2 separate regions of the Homo sapiens genome follow, and region 1 is linked to region 2. A link is an interaction called in ENCODE POLR2A ChIA-PET data of the cell type or tissue named here. Cell type or tissue: OCI-LY7. All regions are shown on one strand.

The links. Peaks named below come from ENCODE experiments on the same cell type or tissue, not always from the same donor. Only the 100,000 strongest peaks of a DNase experiment are listed, where the experiment ranks them.
Region 1: POLR2A ChIA-PET joins it to region 2 with 5 read pairs; 2 of 35 experiments call an interaction of 5 or more read pairs at or near these places.

What each region holds. Positions count from the first base shown.
Region 1 is chr17:82,479,964-82,482,463 of GRCh38, reverse strand. NARF (nuclear prelamin A recognition factor) reads right to left here. Exons shown (of 11, transcript NM_012336.4): 7 at 1,253-1,382. Among named protein-coding and RNA genes, the nearest start is that of TRX-CAT1-8, 14 kb to the left of the region's middle. In OCI-LY7, a CTCF peak has its summit at 1,480 (motif pointing left); a DNase peak (open chromatin) is centred at 1,463.
Region 2 is chr17:82,401,637-82,404,136 of GRCh38, reverse strand. It overlaps OGFOD3 (2-oxoglutarate and iron dependent oxygenase domain containing 3), which reads left to right. Exons shown (of 9, transcript NM_024648.3): 7 at 47-200. Among named protein-coding and RNA genes, the nearest start is that of HEXD, 15 kb to the left of the region's middle. In OCI-LY7, no CTCF peak of the experiment used is centred here; a DNase peak (open chromatin) is centred at 1,166; H3K27ac peaks cover 1,773 bases.

The DNA of each region.
Region 1 (2,500 bases), 78 kb before region 2:
ATGGCTGGACATGGTTCTTCTGACAGCCCACCGCGCATGTTTTATTTTGTCAACGTAAGCAGATGGCCCCTGGGCCCTTCCTCTGAGAGTGAAGGATGGCCGTGCTGAGGACCCTTCTATCCCTCATCCTTCAACACCCCTGCCACATCACCCCACAGGGAGCCTGTGCCTATGGGGTGGGGACCTTTCCAGAGGCGTCTGCGTGCTAGAATTTCAAGTCAGGGGCCTGTGAGGGACATTGGCGCCCTTAAAGATTGTCCCTGAGAGCTGACCTCTCTGCCTCATCTACCACTGATCTAAATACCTGCAGGGACCTGTTTTCAGAGACCAATTAAAACAGTTCCGCCAGAATTTTAACAAAGTCTTAAGCTTCCCCCACCAACTGATGTCAACATTCTTCTGAATGGGTTCTACATAATTCCAGGGAATCACTTCCATCCACAACACACACAGAACTCACTGTAGGCTCTTAACATCTGAAAGGAGTGGCCAATACCGTGGTAAAGGCAATATCACTGGAGCAAACGTGCCTTTTTCATTTTATTCTGAATGAAAAAAACTTCACTTGTGTTTTAAGTGCAGACTTGGTTTGTGATTAGGAGACCCGCTATGGCTATAGACAACTTTCCCACCAAGAGATAAGTACCTTACATGGACTGTAATGTAAAGTTAGGGCCACCACACTGCCCAAGTGGTTCTCCCAGGACCTGATTTATCTTTTTTTTTTTTTTTTGAGACAAAGTTTTACTCTTGTTGCCCAGGCTGGAGGGTAATGGCGCGATCTCGGCTTACTGCAACCTCTGCCTCCCGGGTTCAAGCGATTCTCCTGCCTCAGCCTCCCGAGCAGCTGGGATTACAGGCATGTGCCACCATGCCCGGCTAGTTTTTTGTAGTTTTAGTAGAGACGGGGTTTCTCCATGTTGGTCAGGCTGGTCTCGAACTCCTGACCTCAGGTGATCCACCTGCCTTGGCCTCCCAGTGCTTAGATTACAGGCGTGAGCCACTGTGCCCAGCTGAGACCTGATTTATCTTGAGGAAGATGCACAGAGGAGACAGGAGGCTAGATCGAACATGACCCTTCTCTTCACCTGCAGTTAAGCCCCTAGGACCCTCAGCTGTCAGTAACTTCAGACAAGCGACCACATTGGCAGGCACTGAGATGGCTCTGGGACACAGATCTGCCTGGCTCTGGTGTGTACTGGCCAGTAGGAGATTACCCCAGCGCCCAGGTGCACCCCCGCCCACCTCTCACCTGATGTTAACACGCAGTCAGCGCCCCGGGAGCCATGCAAAGCAGGGGGAAGGCTTTCCTGAAGAGCCTCCAGCTTCTTGTCATAACAAGGGGCCACAATGACGTGGAAAATCTTCTCTGGAGACAGGTTCTGTGGGAGAGGGGCACCCATATTTAGGGCTGGTGAAGAGGTGACGGCAGCTTACGCTTGGTGCCCAGAACAAGAGGGATGGGAGACCGAATGCCCCCTGCTGCTGCCCTCCAGACACTGCATGCTGCACTCTTTTTTTTTTTTTTTTTTTGAAATGGAGTCTTGCTCTGTCACCAGGTTGGAGTGCAGTGGCGTGATCTCAGCTCACTGCAAACTCTGCCTCCCGGGTTCAAGCGATTCTCCTGCCTCAGCCTCCCGAGTAGCTGGGACTACAGGCGCATGCCGCCACGCCTGGCTAATTTTTTGTACTTTAGTAGAGATGGGGTTTCACCGTGTTGCCCAGGCTGGTCTCAAACTCCTGAGCTCAGGCAATCTGCCCGCCTCGGCCTCCAAAGTACTAGAATTACAGGCGTGAGCCATCGAGCCTGGCTGCATGCAGCACTTTCTTGGGGCTGGGACTGTTGTGGGTCTGAGGCCGGGCCCCACAGATGAAAGTGCTGTAGCCACATCTGGCTCCCATCCCCTCTTCAACTCTACCGAGCACCAGCACTCCATCCATGTCTGTCTGCTGCCTCCCTCAGGACTGGGTGTGGTCCTCCCAAACATCTGCAAAGCCCCCCAGCCAGTGGAGCCTCCTGGAAGAACCGGGAAGGCTGAGCCCATTTCCTCCTGAACCTGTGCACATGGGGACAAAACAAGTAAGAGGAAGTCCAGCCGGCGTGGAGCTGTTGCTGGTCCAGCATGGAGCCATTGCAGGAGGCCTGAGTGAGTGTGTGTGTGTGTGTGTGTGTGCGCGCGCTGGCTACTTCACCCACAGACTTTCCTGAATCTTCCCAAGCGATGCCCACCCAAGCTACCCCTCTCCTGGGTCCACACAGAGCAGGTGCCTGTGGCTGGGCCTGAACTGGTGGCAAAGCCAGGAGCCAGCAGTTGCCAAGTGACCCTGTGGTGAGGTCTGGGTGGAAAGGACCCACTCAGGGCAGGGGCGGAGCAAAAGAGGAAACCCGCCCCTGGTTGCAGCTGTGCCAGGTGGTCAGGTGAGAGGCTGCTGGAGGCCGGGTCTCTGCGGCTGCCCCTCATGGCACCTACAGGAGGACACATAGCTCTGGGCTCCATCC
Region 2 (2,500 bases):
CCCCTCCCGCCTGGGGCTGCGCTGACGGCTATTGTGTCCTCTGCAGGGAGGTGCGGCAGAAGGTCCAGCTCACCATTGCTGAGGCTTTTGGCATCAGCGCATCCTCGCTGCATCTGACCAAGCCCACCTTCTTCTCCCGCATAAACAGCACGGAAGCGCGGACGGCGCACGACGAGTACTGGCATGCGCACGTGGACAAGGTGAGCGCGCCCGTGGGCAGGGTGAGCGTGCCCGTGGACAAGGTGAGCGTGCCCGTGGGCACGGTGAGTGCGCACGTGGGCAGGGTGAGCGCGCTCGTGGACAAGGTGAGCGTGCCCGTGGGCAGGGTGAGTGCGTACGTGGGCAGGGTGAGTACGCACGTGGGCAGGGTGAGCGCGCATGTGGACAGGGTGAGCGCGCATGTGGTCAAGGTGAGGCCTGTTCTCCCGTGGCCTGGGGCTACCTACCACAGGGCTGTCTTTTGCAGCATCCGCCTGCTGTGTGCATGGTGTTAGGATTGATTGGTTGAGACAGAGTCTCGCTCTGTCGCCCAGGATGGAGTGCAGTGGCGCGATTCGGCTCACTGCAACCTCTGCCTCCCGGGTTCAGGCGATTCTCCTGCCTCAGCCTCCCGAGTAGCTGGGACTACAGGCATGCCCCACCAGGCCTCGCTAATTTTTGTATTTTTAGTAGAGACGAGGTTTCACCATGTTGGCCAGGATAGTCTCAAAATCCTGAGCTCAGGCAATCCTCCTTCCTTGGCCCCCCAAAGTGCTGGGATTACAGGTGTGAGCCACCATGCCCGGTGGGTGTAAGCATTTAGATGTCTTCCTCTCTGAGGTTTCAGGGCACACCCTCAATCTCACTGATGGAGTTGGAGAAATAAAATTTCTCATTTGATGGTGACAAGAAGAAGTGGAGAACCCGGCCCACACGGCCTGTGGTTACCCCATTGTTATTTATTAACAGACTGATGCTTAACCTCTTACGGCAGATGGTCTCTGCTCAGCCACTCATGCTCTCTGTGGCCCAGGTCTCTGTGTTGTCTCTGGGAGCCTTCTTTTACCACTTTCTATCTTTCTTTCTTTTATTTCTTTTGAGTTACAGCTTCACTCTGTCACCCAGGCTGGAGTGCAGGTGTGCAGTCATGGCTTACTGCAACTTTGACCTCCCAGGCTCAAGCCATCCTGCTGCCTCAGCCTGGGACTGAGACTATAGCTGGGACCACAGGTGCGTGCCCCGACGCCTGGCTCGTTTTTCTATTTTTGTAGACACAGGGTTTCACTATGCTGCCCAGGCTGGCCTGACCTCCTGGGCTGAAGCAATCCTCCCGCCTCAGCCTCCCAAGGTGCTGGGATTACAGGCGAGAGCCATTACCCATCCCATTTCTTTTCTTTCTTTTTTTTTTTTAAGATGGAGTTTCACTCTTGATGCCCAGGCTGGAGTGCAATGGTGCGATTTCAGCTCACTGCAACCTCCACCTCTTGGGTTCAAGTGATTCTCCTGTCTCAGCCTCCCAAGTAGCTGGGATTACAGGCACATGCCACCACGCTCGGCTAATTTTTGTATTTTTAGTAGAGATGGGGTTTCATTGTATTGGTCAGGCTGCTCTTAAACTCCTGACCTCAGGTGATCTGCCCACCTTGGCCTCCCAAAGTGCTGGGATTACAAGCGTGAGCTACCATGCCCAGCCTTTTCTTTCTTTCTTTCTTTCTTTTTTTTTTTGAGACAGTCTTGTTCTGTTGCCCAGGTTGGAGTGCAGTTGTGTGATCTTGGCTTACTACAACCTCCGCCTCCTGGGTTCAAGCGGTTCTCCTGCCCCAGCCTCCCAAGTAGCTGGGACTACAGGCATGCACCACCACGCCCAGCTAATTTTTGTATTTTTATTAGAGACAGGGTTTCACCATGTTGGCCAGGCAGGCCTCAAACTCCTGACCTCAAGCAATCCACCTGCCTCGGCCTCCCAAAGTGCTGGGATTACAGGTGTGAGCCACCGCACCTGGCCCTTAATAAAAGATTTTAGAAGATAAAAGTAAAGCACGGCTAATACAAAGAATGGTATTATAGCAATTCTTTAAGGGTGATTTTTATGGTGTAGAAGCTGTGAGTTCCCTTCATACAGTCAACCTGGATGGAAGTGGTTGAATGGCACTGTGAGCCCTGGAGCTGAAGCTCAAATAGAAGATTAAAGCCAGAAAGCACATGGCTGGGGAGATTAGGACTCTTGCTGCCCCACCATGCCCGCTGTGACAGAGGAAGGAATGGCAGTTAGATGACCAGCTTTCTGTGCCGTGTGACATTTGTTACTAAATTATTCTTCAAGGGCAGTCTTTGTTTTTTTTTTTTTTTTTTTTGAGATGGAGTCTTGCTCTGCCACCCAGGCTGGAGTGCTGTGGCGCGATCTCAGCTCACTGCAACCTCTGCCTCCCAGGTTCAAGCCATTCTCCTGCCTCAGCCTCCTGAGTAGCTGGGATTACAGGTGCGTGCCACTGCGGCCGGCTAATTTTTGTATTTTTAGTAG